Linked DNA regions of Mus musculus: region 2 is linked to region 1. The links are chromatin loops, found by intact Hi-C in ENCODE. Cell type or tissue: heart. All regions are shown on one strand.

Evidence for each region. Hi-C counts contacts between places; a loop is a spot of excess contacts. Peaks named below come from ENCODE experiments on the same cell type or tissue, not always from the same donor. Only the 100,000 strongest peaks of a DNase experiment are listed, where the experiment ranks them.
Region 2: a loop joins it to region 1, with 6 times the contacts of the local background. A loop is called at or near these places in 2 of 42 quality-filtered maps.

The regions. Positions count from the first base shown.
Region 1 is chr19:6,137,756-6,145,755 of GRCm38, forward strand. Arl2 (ADP-ribosylation factor-like 2) reads right to left here and starts at 3,382. Exons shown (of 5, transcript NM_019722.3): 1 at 3,282-3,382; 2 at 1-85. The coding sequence starts at 3,346. It overlaps LOC115489019 (a long non-coding RNA gene), which reads left to right. Exons shown (of 3, transcript XR_003952891.1): 3 at 1,875-4,159. In heart, CTCF peaks have their summits at 3,518 (motif pointing left) and 3,813 (motif pointing left); DNase peaks (open chromatin) are centred at 2,176 and 3,296; H3K4me3 peaks cover 2,178 bases; H3K27ac peaks cover 2,683 bases.
Region 2 is chr19:6,303,066-6,311,065 of GRCm38, forward strand. Cdc42bpg (CDC42 binding protein kinase gamma (DMPK-like)) reads left to right here and starts at 3,392. Exons shown (of 37, transcript NM_001033342.1): 1 at 3,392-3,810; 2 at 6,061-6,152; 3 at 6,234-6,317; 4 at 6,662-6,757; 5 at 7,153-7,301; 6 at 7,730-7,823; 7 at 7,957-8,000. The coding sequence starts at 3,651. Gm52380 (a long non-coding RNA gene) reads right to left here and starts at 3,481. Exons shown (of 3, transcript XR_003952842.1): 1 at 3,399-3,481; 2 at 2,570-2,647. In heart, a CTCF peak has its summit at 3,769; DNase peaks (open chromatin) are centred at 966, 1,926, 3,356, 3,776 and 4 weaker places; H3K4me3 peaks cover 2,086 bases; H3K27ac peaks cover 3,636 bases.

The DNA of each region.
Region 1 (8,000 bases):
GAAGCCCAGTGTCGGGGAGATGGTGTCCACGTCTTCTCCATTGAACTTCTTGAGGATGGTTGTTTTGCCAGCGTTGTCCAAGCCACTGGGGCACAAAGGCTAAGGAGAGGTCTCTGAGTTCTGTTGGAGGACATGTCATCACACTACCACCCTCCTAGGGACTAGTACTTTCCTACTGTATGTAGAAGCAAGTTGAGCACGTGCCTGACCCATAACTGGCTTGAGATAAATGTAGAAGTATGAAAATGGAATTCTATCATGTTGACCAACTCAAAATAACTTAATTTACGCATCAAATATTGAGTGCCTATTAAGTGCCAGGCCCCCTCTGATGTTGGGGGACAAACTCATCACCCTTATGAAGCTTAAACACTAGCAAAAGTCTAAGTAATGGGGCTGGAGAGATGGCTCAGCAGTAAAGAGCACATGTTGCTCTTATAGAAGACCTGGGTTCAGTTCCCAGCATCCACCTGGTGGTTCACAACCAAATGCTGACCTCTGTGGGCACCAGCCACTCACCCCAGTGTACAGACAAAGTTCTCACATCCATAAATAAGTGTTAAAAAATTAAAGACTAGGGCTGGTGAGATGGCTCAGTGGGTAAGAGCACCCGACTGCTCTTCCGAAGGTCCGGAGTTCAAATCCCAGCAACCACATGGTGGCTCACAACCATCCGTAAGGAGATCTGACGCCCTCTTCTGGAGTGTCTGAAGACAGCTACAGTGTACTTACATATAATAAATAAATAAATCTTTAAAAAAAAAAAATTAAAGACTAAATAAAGCAGAAGAGAAGGTTGGGTACTTGGAACCAGTGAAGGACATTCCTGGAAGGAATGGCTTTCAACTTAAGATACCAGACAAGGCTCTGTGGGGTCTTGAGGCCCAAAACAGATGGGCCCAGCCTTCTGAAGGACCAAGTAAAGGGCAAGTATCTAGAGGTGGCAACCACCTTCATCTGTCTCTGGAATGATCCACAGCCTCCGTTGCAGAGAACAAGCCAATAGGTGAGCTCAACCGCAGGTGAGACTGTGGGGCAGCCAAAGCCTGAGCGGAGGGGAGAAGGGACAGGCTCTACATTTAGGACCTCTTCCTACTCACTTGACTCTGGCTCTGTGACTCCCACCTTTGAGAGGCACGGGTGAATACCTTCCACCTTCTGCAGCCCAACTCTCACCTTGGAAAGCCAGCAGATTGTCTTGTCAATCCAACAACATCCACTCTTCCATCCCTTCTCCTCTCATCACCAAACTCTCGCCTCACGCCTCGAGTGCTGCGCACTACTGCAGCAGAACCTGTCTCCACCCACTCCCCCACCATCTGCTGAGTCGGCCACAGCTTCCTCTGGGGTGCATCCTGGGAACAGGTGTTATACTCCATTGTACCAACTTCCATCTTTTGGCTTGTATTGTTTTTGTTTGTTTGTTTGTTTTCTTTTGTTTTGTTTTTTTTGTCTGGAACTCTATGTAACGCAAACTGGCCTCAAACTTGTCAAAGTTCTCCAGCCTCTGCCTCTTGAGTGCCAGAACTACAGGCATGTAACACCATGTTGGACTTTTCCTGCATTTTGGTTTTTTTTTTTTTTGAGACAAGGTCTATGTAGCCTTGGCCGGCCTGGAACTTGCTCTGTAGACCGGGTTGGACTCAAGCCCGTAGATTCACCTGCCTTTACCTTCTGAACGCTGGCATTCGAGGTGTTCGATACCATGCTCATTTTTTGTTTGCTTAGAATATTTTGAGTTTTTGCCTACACGAGGACCTCAGGACTGAAGTTACACAAGGCTGTGAAGCACCAAGTGGGTACTGGGCACTGAACCCCTGTTCCCTGGTTCTTCACCACTGCACCAGTTTTACTTAGCCTCTTGCTTTCTACAGGTCTACTGTTAGCAGACTGGCTCCTGATGCTTCCTGAAGCCTCACTTTGCCAGGTAGGTCTCCGAAGACCCCCTTACTGCTCTCCACTGGCCGGGTGGCCCAGCTTCTGCTCTGCTCCGGGCGCTGCTGCTCTTTCCTTGGCCCTCTCCCAGACCCCATCCTGTTACCCTCATCTGACTTCACACAAGCGTCTACACCTGGGTCTCAGCACTCCCCAGCTGGGCCATCCCATGATCGTTTCTAGGCTGATGGCTGCTACCTACCTGCCCAACAGTCAGGGTTGGTGTCTTCCCAGGGACATGCGTCTCTCATCTCAGCAAGTGGCTCCTTGTCCTTCTGAACACTCTGGCCAGAGACCAGTTCATGCTTGGCTACATCTCCCTCATTGTCTTCTCCCATTCAGCAGCAAGTCATAATACTCTCCTACTACCACCATGGTCTAAGCCACCATCCTGTGCTCCCTTCATAGTCCAGCTGCCTAAATGGCCCCAGCCCATGGGCTCTCCCTCTCTCCAGCTCTTTCCTTCTCAACCTTTCTTGAACATGCCTGTCTTATCCTCCTCCAGGGCCTTCGCACTTGCAGGTCCTCTGCTTACGTTTTCCCAGCTCTCTCTACCTCCTTGTGGACTCTATTCTTCTCATCCTACACTACATATCTTACTTGCTTTATCAATTTTTTCTCCCCTTTCATCACAGAATATCTGAAATGAAGCCTTTTTCGCTTCCCTGTTTTACCGAATTCCCTAACATAGGTGCTTGGAGGTCATCTAATGAGTGTCTTTCTCAGAATTGTCTAAAACACGCACGAGTGGTAAAGTTCTACGTGCACATTAAATTTCCTTTTCTCCCTCTGCTACTTTGTGGATCGCAGATGCCTAGGTGGCCCGGCACAGTGCAAGACGGGTGATGCAGGTGCCAGTTAATGCGGTGAAAGGTCGCTGGTGGCCTTAAGTGACAGCGGGACCTGTGGCCAACCGAGTCCACGCCTACTCGCAGGAGCCTAGGCGGTCCTCGAGACCCTGGGATTCCGACCCTAAGGGAAGCGCCAAGGCCTACACCCGTAGATGAAGGGGAGGGGGTCAGCGCCAGGGAGGAGCAGGGCCCACGCTCGGGCCAGCCCGAGGCAGCGTGACGTCCGAGTCACCACCACTGCGTCGCGCCTCGCAGTGATACTGGAGTCCCAAGTCTAGGCCGGGCCTTGAGACCACCGGGCTGCCTTCTGCACGCCAACCCCCACCCCGCAGAGTGGTACGGCCCTCCCCGGCCCCGCGCCGAGCAGTGGTAGCGCCGCGTGCGTGACGCACCACCGGCAATAGGTACCCACGGCGGCCGCGCCCCCCCACGCCCGGCTCCGCCCACCCGGCGGGCCCCGCTACCCTCGCGACCGCTCTAGCGCTCGGAGGATACAGCATGAGCAGCCGCAGCTCTCGCTCTTTCTGCTTCATCTTCTTCAGAATGGTCAGAAGCCCCATGATCCCGTAGCCCCCTCCCGGCCGCCGTTTCTTCTAGTCCCGGGACCCCGCTCCCGTCTCCTATTGGCCAGCCTGGCGCTTGTGGCCGCCCTCGTTGTCACGTGACCACAGGAGTGCAGGGCGTCGCCCCCTAGAGGCGCTGCGGCGACTTTGAAGCCTGCTGCGTTAACCCTTGTCGGGAAGGCAGAGGGTTGGTGGGGACAAGGGAGAAGTCCCTAAGCCTTCCGACTCCGAGGCCTCGGTCGGATGCCAGACAGAGGCTGACTTTCTCGAGCAGTATCTCGTCTGGGTAGGGAGTAGCCGCGAAGAGATTCTGAGCTAGGAGTCGGAATCTGGTTCCACAAAGAGCTGACGAATCATCCGGGGACTGTAATACGGTTCCCACCAGTGCATCTTGTGACTTCCATTCATTTACCAGTGACGGAAAACCGTTGGTCCTGGTCCGGGACTCTGTCGGAAATGGCTCTGTGCGTTCACTTGAGGATGATGACTCCCCCTAGGGGCCATTTCTAAATGTGCGGACAGTATGGCCTCCTTGGGTTGTTTAGAGTTCCAAGCTCCCCGCAATGCAGGGACCAGACCCGCACAAAGGATTGAGTGCTATCTAGGACCCTATCAGGTTGAGACGCTCTATCCCAACTGTTAGGATAAAACTGGCAGGGCAGAGCCTGTCTCAAAAAACAACGATAAAAAACCTGAAGCCCACCTGGTGCTTAGCCTCATGGCTGCTGGCATGTACTAGCTGTACAATCAGATTATCTTCAGTAAATGACTTTGACAAGAGTTCTTTAAAAAAAATTTTTTTTTCTTTGCTGGTTGTGTTGGCACATATCTTTAATTCCAATGCCTGGGTGGCATAGACAAGTGGATCTCTGTGAGTTTGAGGGCAGCCTGGTCTGTATATATATTGAGGACAGAAAGGGCTACACATCTGAGACCCTGTCTCAAAACAATCATCATTGTTGTGTGTAAACTCTGTATGTGTGTGTGTGTGTGTGTGTGTGTGCGCGCGCGCGTGTCTGCACATACCACTGGAGATCAGAGGACAACTTTGTGGAGCTGATTCTCACACTTTTTTTTTAAGATTAATTTATATGTAAGTACACTGTAGCTGTCTTCAGACCCCTTAGAAGAGGGCATCAGATCTCATTATAGGTTGTTGTGAGCCACCGGTGTGGTTGCTGAGATTTGAACTCAGGTTAAGAGCAGTCAGTGCTCTTAACCGCTGAGCCATCTCTCCAGCCCCGATTGTCGCACTTTTATGTGGGTTCCAGGCAGGGAATTTAGCATCAGACTTTCTCAGCAAGTTTTTTTTTTTTTTTTTTTTTTTTTTTTTTTTTTTTTTTAATTGGTGAGATTTCTCACTGGCCCAAAGAGTTAGTTTCTCTTTTTTTGTTTTTTGTTTGTTTTTGCTTTTTCCGAGACAGGGGTTTTCTCTGTGTAGGTTTTTCTCTCTTTCTTTCTGGCTGTCCTGGAACTCACTCTGTAGACCAGGCTGGCCTCGAACTCAGAAACCCGCCTGCCTCTGCGTCCCAAGTGCTGGGATTAAAGGCATGCGCCACCACTACCGGGCAGAGCTAGGGTTCTATTTAATTGTAACCATATATGTGTTCTTGAATGTGTGCACATATGCGTGTTTGTGCATGCATGGGTGCATGTGTGCGTGTGTGGGTTCCTCCACAAGGAAAATTGTACTGAGACTTTTTGTTTTTTTTAAAAAAACATAGAAGTCTTATGGGAATATGGTTTTGTTTTACTCCCAGGTGTGGGGAATGGGGCTGCTTCACAGCAGGTGATTGTGATTTGTCTCAGGCTCTAGCAGGGCGTGGTTTTGCCAGCTGTAAATAGTTTCTGCATGTATGTGATGCTTGGAATTCTGGATACTTTTCAGAGGTGTATAAACTGCCCAAAAGTGGGTTGTTAGTTGTTATTGGCAGGTTGCTATAGTCGTACACAAAGAGACAACAACAATAACAACAATAAATTAGATATTGTGATGTCAAAGATCAAACTTGCCCCCAAGGAACTCAACATACCTAATCAGCAGGAAATAATCTATAACATTGCCTTCTTTCCTACCTCTGATTTTAATTTGGGATTTCTTTCTCTCTCCTTCCTTCCTTCCTATCCCATTTTATCTTTTACCTAGTGTTAGGGGATTGAAAAGGTGGAAAAAGAAGGGTGGAAGAAAAAACCCACAAAGTAGCCAAAGTCTGGCTACAGAAATAAATAAATAGGGGCCTAGAGAGATGGCTCAATGGCTAAGAGCACTGACTGCTCTTCCAGAGGTCCTGAGTTCAATTCACAGCAACCACATGGTGGCTCACAACCATCTGTAATGGGATTCAATGCCCTCTTCTTTTTATTTTTTTTAAAGATTTATTTATTATATCTAAGTACACTGATGGTTGTGAGCCACCATGTGGTTGCTGGGATTTGAACTCATGACCTTTAGAAGAGCAGTCAGTGCTCTTACCTGCTGAGCCATCTCTCCAGCCCCCCTGGTGCTCTCTTCTGGTGTGTCTGAAGACAGCTACAGTGTACTCACATAAATAAAAATGATACATCTTTAAAATAAAAAAATGTGTTGATTTTTTTTTTAAATGTGTTCTTTTGAGTGCTGGGACTTAAGGTGTGTGCCACCACTGCCTAGCTAAATGTAATAGTCTGGTGTAGCTGTGGTGGTTTGAATATGCTTAGCTCAGGCACTGACACTATTAGGAAATGTGACCTTGTTAGAGGAAGAGTGTCATTGTCGGGGTGGACTTTGAGCTCCTCCTCCTAGATGCCTGAAAGTCAGTCCTCTCTTTGTCACCTTTGGAACAAGATGTAGAACTCTCAGCTCCTCCAGTACCATGCCTGCCTGGATGCTGCCATGCTTCTCGCCATGATGATAATGGACAGAACCTCAGAACTTGTAAGTCAGTTGTCCTTTATATGAGTTGTCTTGATCATGGTGTCTCATCACAGCAAAGGAAACCCTAAGTCAGCAGGTCTTCACTCTCTGAGTGGCTGAGGATGGACCTTGAGCCTGGGTCCTGAATCCTCCTCCACGGTGCTGGGATTGGAGGCATCCTTTACCACATTCCAGTTGGCTATAAGAATTTCAAAACACAAAACAAATCAATTTAACCAAATCTCCACAGTTGTGAGAGCTGCCTTCTTCCAGAGGAGGACTCCTTAAGTAGGCTGTGACATACGGCTGAGTTCCTAAGGCCCTGTGCAGAGGGTTCGGTTGACCCAAGGAAGGAAACAACTGAGCTTGGCTTTCGCTGGATCCCATGGCTGGTGCCTGCTAAGGCTAGAAGGTGGCTTGATCCGGGACTGTAGGGCTAGCAGGGAGACAGAGACTCCTCCCAAAACTATAAATGAGTAAAGCAAGTGTCCCCTTCCAAAGAGCCGCTCCTCTCCCGTCACCTTCGAAGGCAGTAGTGAACATAACCAACTTTTTTTTCTGGAACAGAAATGAAAACTACTAGGACCCAGGGACCCTTTCTTAAGTGAAAATTGCTAATCGTTAAGCATTAGAAGTCCATTGAAATATTTGTACCCGTTTTTTATATCTAAACATTTCAAAGGTGACTTTAGATACATTTTCTATTTCATTCTTCTTAGCACTGTAATGCTGTCTACAGCATTACATACCACCTTGAACGTCTGATCTCTTCTGGACTTGGAAGCTAAGCAGGGTCAGGTCTGCTTAGTCCTTGGATGGGAGAACTCGGAGGACAGGTTTGCACAGTGCTGGAGTTCATAGACTAAAGCCTCTGCTCAGCCACCAGCACCTAAGTCTAAGTACTAAGTACTAAGTACTAAGTAAGGAATGAAGAGAAAGGAAGGAGAGCCTGATCTTCTCTCGGGTAAGACGTGATGCTAGTCTTCCTTTCTGTGTCACATGCCCATAACAGAGGCACCGACCATCACATGGTGGCAGCATACTCAAATAAAGGTTTTGTCCTGTTAAATAGCAAAAGAAGGTAGAATGTGCAGCCTGACTATTGAGACGGTCACTATGTATAGACCAGTCCTGGCCTGGCCTGCTTGAAGACTCTCACCCTTCATCTCCCAAGTCTCCAGGGTCCGAGGGTGAACCCTGCCCCCAGGGTTTGTTCCTGACTGTTGAGTGGGTGTGTGCACCATGCAGGACTCTGTCGAGGCCTCAGAAGACGTGTCAGAGCACTCAAGCATCTTCACTCCAGCCTCAGCCCAGCTGCCTCTCGTCTCATCCGACTTGCAGGTGATGTGAGGAGTGACTGATTACTGGCCCTCAGCAGGGCACTGGCAGGCGTGTGCCAGCCTCAGGCCTTACCAGAGCCTGAGAAGTTAGGAAATACTTGAAACTCTGCATTGCTGGCAGCCATCTCTGCACCTACTGCATCTGTTGCCATAGTTCTCTTAAGAACAAGACTGTAAACTGGGCAGTGGTGGCGCACGCACGCCTTTAATCCCAGCACTTGGAAGGCAGAGGCAGGAGGATTTCTGAGTTTGAGGCCAGCTTGGTCTACAGAGTGAGCTCCAGGACAGCCAGGGCTACACAGAGAAACCCTGTCTCGAAAAAAAAAAAAAAAAAAGAACAAGACTCTAGAGGGACAGTATTATCTCCCAAATCTGTAATCCTAGCACTCAGGAGGCAGAGGCAGGAGAATTGACACTA
Region 2 (8,000 bases), 170 kb after region 1:
GCCACCAGGTTTCCCTTGTCCCAATCAGGTGCCTCTCTCCATTGTCCATAGAAGGTGTTCAGAGAGAGGGTAAGGAGACTTGCCCGCGGCAGTACACCTGGGCCACAGTAAGCAGACCCATGGGACCCCACAACCAGCCTCCGGTCCCCAGCTCTCCGGAGTCGAGGAGGACAGTCGCTCGTTCTTGGAATGCTGAACCACAGAGTTTTTGCGCTGCTTCTGAAACTGGGGCTAGGAGACTCAGCCGCCCCAAGGGGCATTTTAGATGAGCAACTGCAAGCCTAGACTCAGAAAGCCTGAAATGTGGCCACAAAAATTACCGGCACCTTTCCCCTGGCCCATCTTGTATCTGGGTTCCCTTCAGACTCAAAGGGTGTCAGAAACACCCAAGCATTCTGCCCCAAGTCCCTTCTCCTTCAGGGTCTGTCCCTTCTGGGAACTTTGTTTCTCTTGAGCCTGAGCTCTGAGGTGACACAATCCATTCTTTATCCAGAAGCTTTTATAGGAGCATTTACCAAGCCTGTCTAGGGAGGGCCTTGCCTTCTTCCATATGTCCCACAGCCCACAGTACCCTTTTGCTGCTGGCAATGGGGAATAGGCACTCAGGGTGCGGACTACAGGAAGAACCTAGAACTGTTTGTGTCACTGCCTCCTGGCCTCCCTGTGTCAACCTGTGAAGGAGGTAGATAATAATATAGCTGTCTGGTAGAGATCAGAGATCTGTGTCCACTTTGAAATGACAAGGAGCTCCTTAAGAGGGCAAGGCGCTATCTGTTGCCAGGGCCTCTCCCCGAGAGCTGGTGCCAGCACCTCCACCAGAGACTCTTGGGAGACAAGGGAGGGCTGCCGTGGAGCAGGTCCCTCCTGCAGACCTGGGTGAGCCTCCAGGAGGCAATGACCGCACAGTAAGCCCATGCTGTGAGAAGAAACAGAACGACAGTGGCCTGACTGCTCAGACTGGCTGGGGCTGGCACTCTGCGGCTGACAGATTCATTCATCCACTGGACTACATCATGAGCCAAGTATAGTGCTCTGCTGTGGGCAAGGCCAGGCCTCTGGCCTGGGAGCCTAGCTCAGAGATCAGAACAGAACCAATAGGATAAAGGGTGCCAGATCCTGGGGCTTCTCTGAGTGTTTAGGTTAGAAGCCTGGCCATGTGATGAAGCCAGAACAGGGTCCAGCAGACAGTGAGCCTTTAAGGACTTTTGGACATGTGATAGGGACCACTTAGCAGACAAGGAAGCAGCAGCTTGTAAAAACAGTGAGACAACTAATCCAGGTGCAGCTCAGGTGGGTGAGAGAGTCCCCTAGCATGAAGAAAGCCATGGATTCCCTAAAACTTCGTGGAACAGGTCCATGGGAGGAGGTAGAGGTGGAAGGACGAGATGTTCACCTATCTAGACTGTAGAGAATTAAATCCAGCCCAGGATACCCAGGTTTCAAAATAAACAAAAAACTAGGACAGAACCTAAAAGGACTGAGTGCCTGAGATGACTGGCGTGCCCAGTTATTTATTTAATTAGTGAGACAAGGTCTTTATATATAGCCCGGGCTATCCTAAAACTCACTATGTACACCAGGCTGGCCTTGAACTCAGAGATCTTTCTGTCTCTTCAGAGTACCGAGCCACCATATCCAGTCGGTGTGTTCAATTGAGTCCAGCTCTGGCCTTTCTCTCCCACTCTGGTATGGCATTGAAGCCTGCTTGGGGTTGGGATTTTCTCAGAATTCAGCTTTCAAAGAGGTTAAGGGTCTTGGGGAAGTTGATGCAAGGACCTTGCCAAGAGCGGAGGCCTGGGCAGTTGGCCCTTGACTGACCTTTGTGACTAGAGAATCAGCATTACAGGAAGGGTCCCAGCCTCCTAGTTCTCCATGACGACTTGCAAATACTAGACACTCATTCCTCCCCTAGTCTCTGGCGCCTCCTTGTGGCTTCTGTGGGCCCCAGCCCTGCCCTGTGCTGAGGAGGTTCAGAATCCCTGAGAGAGCCAGTAGGCTCCATCAATTCACCCTGTAATCTAAGAACTAGGAAGTTGAAGCAGTACGCCTGGGAATTCTGGGTCATTCTTGACTACATAGTGTGTTCCAGATCAGCCTAGTTTATATGAGAGGATAAAAACAACACCAACAACAAAAACCGTAAATCCAAACTCCAGTCTGCCCTCCCTGACCCTCCCTTGGCAGTGCCATGGCATTGAATTTGAATCCTGAGTCTCTTTCCCAGCCTGATAGATCTGGAAAGAAATATATGCCTGTGTTTTCCCCATTTCAAATTGTGGACCTCATGGAGAAGGGGCTTCTGTAAAGATCAAATGAGAGACCTACAGTGGTTGGTTGGTTTTTTTTTTTTTTTTTTTTTGTTTTGTTTTTTTTTTACAGGGTTTCTCTGTATAGCCCTGGCTGTCCTGGAACTTACTCTGAAGACCAGGCTGGCCTGGATCCCAGAGATCTACCTGTTTTTGCCTCCCAAGTACTGGGATTAAAGGCGTGCACTCCCACACCACCACCCCAACATAACCCCTGTAATGTTTCTAGACCCCGTTAGATGGGATTTGGGTGTCCCACTCACTTTGCCCCTGCAAACATTCAGAATGCTTCCTCCCTCAACGCTGATGACTCGATCCTGTCAAGGTCTTCAGCTTGCAGTCTGGAAGGAGAGGCAAGCCCTCTAAGTAGGCCTTTAAACAAGTTGTTCAAAAGACACCAGAGCACCCTTCTCTTTGGTATCTGGCCTGTCACCATCAAGACCAACACAGATGGCCAGAAATAAAAAACCTCCCTGGACACAGCCAGCACCTCCACCTCCTTTGCCTCCATCAGCACATCTCAAACTTCTTGTGCCCTCCACGTTCCAGTTCAGGGCCTTGTTCCCGCCAAAGCCTTGAAAATCAGTCCCATCTAGGTCCACACGAGAATCTAGTTTCAGAGACCCCCTACCCTCAGCCTTCCAAAGCCGCAGTGTATTCATGCTAAATGAGTGTGCCCATCCTACCTCAACTACATGTCTCTGGGTTAGTTTTAAGGATTTAAAGGAGATCAGAAACTTTTGGGGGTAGATGGGTGTGTTGCCTTAGCGCCGCTTTCAAACCGAGGCCAGAGCGGACTACAACTCCCATCCGGCTTCAGGGCCGCAACCGTCCCTAGCCCCTCTGGCCTGGCTAAGGGACAGGCCGCTGGCCGGGTCCCGCGGGAAGTTGCGCTAGGCTCTGTCTAGGTTAGTGTCTCATGAGGGTCTAGGTGGCGCTGGGACTGGGGTGGCACCGTGATCAGAGGGGCCTTTTGCGACCCCAACGGACCCCCTCCAACCCCGCCCAGGAGTTACTTTTCGTGGCCCGCCCTCCCACTTCCTGGACGAGGGTCGGCCCCGCCCCCGCGCGCCTCCGCCTTCCCACCTTCACCTTCAGCCGCGGCTCCCATTGGCCGGCGCGCACCTGCCCGTCCGTCGGGGGCGGGCTTGGAGGGCGGGGCGGGCGACCAGGTGAAGGAGCGCGGGTGGCGACCGAGGAAGGTGACAGCGGGGAGGGCGGGAGGGAGGGGGGAAGCCGCGCAGAACGAGCCACGGGACCACAGACGGACCGCCGGGCGGACGGACGGACGGGGCATGCGGGCGGCCTGGCTCTAGCCCGGGTTTCGGGGCTCCAGCGGCAGCCATGGAGCAGCGGCTGCGTGCGCTGGAGCAGCTGGTACGGGGCGAAGCTGGTGGCAGCCCAGGGCTCGACGGCCTCCTGGATCTGCTGCTGGGGGTGCACCAAGAGCTCAGCAGCGCCCCCCTGCGCCGGGAGCGTAACGTGGCGCAGTTTCTGAGCTGGGGTGAGTGGTCCGGGCAACACCCGGGAAGGGAAGCTGGAGGGACGACAACACCTGGAGCTTTGTGCCCCCAGACCTTTTCCCGGGAGTGGCATATTCCTGAAACTTCCTCATTGTGCTGTATCTAACGCTTGCCGTTGGTCTCCACAGCCCGCTCGCTCACCTGCACCTTACTTCAAACTCCCAGAGACAGGTACATAAGGTACACTTCCCACATACCCTGCTACAGACCCCAGACATGTTGCCAATACACATCTTTCACAACGGTCACCTCATGCTCTACCTAGAACATACATTTAGGCGGACACCGTTTTGTGTGACATAAACATACAGACTTTCTCTATTTCCTCCGTTCTTCAAGAGGACGGGCACTTTGTTCTAGGACCCCTCTCACCTGTCACACACTCAAAAGTCCTCGTCCTTCACCTTGCAGACAAGTCTCCTTACTTCAATCCCTAGCCGGGACCAAGAACCAACCTCAACCCCTTTGGAGGATTTGGGGTCTTGTTAGAAGTGGTTTTATTTGATTCGTCTGAATCCTTGGGAATGGCTGACTTAGGGTGATCCTAAACCCAATGTGGGCACTGGACACATCTGGCCAGGCTTTGGTGAGGAGGGCATGGGAATTGGGCCTGAAACATGGGGTGTTTACCCTGTAGGCGATCAGAGTTCTTGGTGCTCCTGAGCTATGGGCAGACACAAGGCTAGGCCAAATATGGATGGGGGTCTACCAGCCAGTCCTGCCATTTCTTTCTGGGGTGAGAGCAGTTAGACGGCCCTGCCCCCGTTGCCTGCCTGTTTCTCTGTGACTCTTCTGTGTTTTACAAGTGTCTGATTTGTCATCACTCCCACATGACACCTGTACCTGGGTGTGTGCATGTGGCACATGTGTGTGTGTTTACACATATGTGTGTTTCTCCCTGCCTGCCTCTGGCACCTCTGCTTGGGACCCCAACACAGGGCATGTCTGTTGACTTCTCCCGAGGTAACTCCAAGGCCGGGTGTGACTCACGCCTCTCCTGCCCCAACTTGTCCCTGCTCCTGCCCAGAGCCCCCACCCCTTCTGGCAAGACAAAGGTATTAGGCATCCTGTCCAGGAGGTTGGATCTGGGCACCAAGTTTGGCCAATGTGGCTGGTGGTCACCTCTGATATTTCTGCAGGCTGGCAGCTGCTCCTCCCTGGCTCCATGCATAAACCTGGGAAGAGACAATTAATTTCTGTAGTGAGGTTTGCACACCTCCCCCGCTGTGGGGGTTCTGCCTGATAAACCTGTGGAACAGCTCTCTGTCCCACCCACAGGCCCGCCCAGCTGGCAGGGAGTTTACCTTCTGGCAGGGGGAAACTGAGGCAAGGTGCCAGATCGTAGATGTCCCCCAGTCCTCACTGGTCACTCCTGTCTTCATCATTTCCCAAGACTCGGTGCCCTTCCCCCTGGCCTACAGCCACTTCAGTTATGGGGAGAGCCTGGGAGTGGTTGGACCTAGCCCTTGCGGAGGTGGTGGTAGGGCAAACAGACTGTGATGCGGGAGGAGGTTCCTGCCTGTATAAGCCCCATCCAGAGAGGGAGGTAGGGCTCTAAGTGGCAGGGCTATCAAGCCTGGAAGGAATCCTGTGTGCTCACACCCTCAGGTGCTGGCATTGGGCACCAGGTGAAGTTTTTGGCCCTGTTTGAGTGTCTTGTGAGTACCTGAGCAGGCTGGTATCTGTTCCTGACCCAGAGGCCCCACTTGGGGAACACAGAGCCTGTCTTTCTGGAGCACTGTAGAAAGTGTCCTCCCTGCCCCCAGGGGCTACCCCAGGCCTCACCTCCAGCCAGATTGCTCTGTGCTACAGGGTCCCCAGACCCAGGCCCACAGTTCCTGAGTGGCAGAGAAACTTTCTGGGGACAAAGAATGTCACCTATCCAGTTTCCCAGATAGGCCCCTGGGCTGGCCTTGAGGGGTCAAAGGCTGTGAACTAGGGGTGAGAGTGGTGTCTTTATTGTCTCTAGGGTATTAGGCCCCTGGCTAAAGAAGACCACAAGGTCCCTCTGTGCCTCATAAAGAGACTACTTGGAGTCTAGAGCCCAGGAAGGTTCTGAGGCTAGGTGGTCCACTGAGTCAGGACCCTCACCATGCTTGTATCATGACCAAATAGTCCCTGCTTCTCATCTGTCCCTCAGCTGGGTTGTCTCTGGGAGAGTCACCCCTATCCTAACCTCATGGGAGATTGTAAGGAAAAAAAAACCCTCGCTGTCCGCTCTGTCCCCTCAGCCAGCCCCTTTGTAACAAAAGTGAAAGAGCTGCGTCTACAGAGAGATGACTTTGAGATCTTGAAGGTGATTGGCAGAGGGGCCTTTGGGGAGGTAAGTAAGCCTTGGGGTGGGTGAGGAGGAGGGGCCTTGCACTTGGTCTGGTCTAGACCAGGCCTTGCTTCATCCCCTCAGGTTGCCGTGGTGAGGCAGAGGGGCAGTGGCCAGATCTTTGCCATGAAGATGCTGCATAAGTGGGAGATGCTGAAGAGGGCTGAGGTCAGTTTGGGGTCAAGTGTACACTGCAAATGGGTAGGTGAAGGTATGCTTGCTGCCAGGAGAAGGGGCGGGGCCACTCTGAAGAATCACCCGTCTCTTACCCTTCACAGTGAACTTTACTTAAAATGAAGGGATTGTCCTATTCTTTTTATGGAAATAATGAGGCCCAATACCAGAAAGCCTGGGCTCAGGTTCGTCCAAGGCTACCCCAGCCTGGGGTTGAGCAGAGCTGTTCCTTTGATCAGAGTCTCTAGGCTTTTGTGTTCTCCATTCCCTGAGCTACTAAAGGGGGAGTTCCCGGGAGCTGACCCCATTGTCCCCCCTGCTCTTCAAACCTGCTTCAGACGGCCTGTTTCCGGGAGGAGCGAGATGTTCTAGTGAAGGGAGACAGCCGCTGGGTGACTGCTCTGCACTACGCCTTCCAGGATGAAGAGTACCTGGTGAGGATCTTTGAGTAGTGGAGGAGCCTTGCCAGGGATAAAAGAAAAGGCCGCTCTTTCACCATCTCCTGGCCTACACCCTCCTTCCTTAGCTCTGCTTAAGAGCTGGCCACTTCCTGGGCATGGTGGGACACACCTTTTAATCCTAGCACTTGGGAGGAAGAGACAGTCAGATCTCTGTGAGTTCAAGGATAGTCTGTTCTACATAGTGAGTTCCAGGACAGCCAGAACTACATTGTAAGACCCTCTCAAAAAAAAAGAAAAAAAAAAAAAAAGGAGCTAGCCTCAGGGATGCTGCTTAGCCTTGGCTTCTCAGAGCCCCCCAAGAGCCAATGTGAGGTCGACAGGTGCTCTCATTCTGAGTCTGACTCTTGGCTCTACACACTGCCCTCCAGTACCTGGTGATGGACTACTATGCTGGCGGGGACCTTCTCACGCTGCTGAGCCGCTTTGAGGACCGCCTCCCACCTGAGCTGGCCCAGTTCTATCTGGCTGAGATGGTTCTGGCCATCCACTCACTGCACCAGCTGGGCTATGTCCACAGGTGGGGCCCCAAGCTGTGTCACTTCCCAGTCTTCCTCCCTAAAGCCCTGTGGGAGGGCTTGCCAGTGTGCCTATCTTACAGTTGAGGAAGTCAGAGCTCAGAGCAGGTAAGCCCCTGGCTCAAACCTACCCAACTCATGGTGGCAGAGGAGTGATGTGTTACCCATTCAGGGGACATCTGACTCCTGCACCCCCAACGTGCACACACACAGGAATATGAATGAGCATGTATGCACAGGAAAATGTGTGAGCATTACACACACAGGAGCATTGTGAGCATGTACACACACAGGAGCATGTGTGAGCGTGTACACACAGGTGCATGTGTGAGCGTGTACACGGGACAGGAGCATGTATAAGCATGCATCAGGCTCATGTCTGAACACACACACACACACACCAAGCCCTCACTCTTCCACCATCCTTCAGGGATGTGAAGCCTGACAACATCCTGCTGGACATGAATGGCCACATCCGCCTGGCAGACTTTGGCTCCTGCCTGCGTCTCAACAACAATGGCATGGTAAGGAACCCACCTAGAATTGAGCCGAGGATACAGCCAAGTGCAGGGACATCGGGTTCCAGGTAGGGGTTCCTGGAGAGTAGGGTGCTGGCTCCAGTCCTGTGGCCTCATGGTGCCAACACCCCTAACACAGGTGGATTCATCAGTCGCAGTTGGGACCCCGGACTACATCTCTCC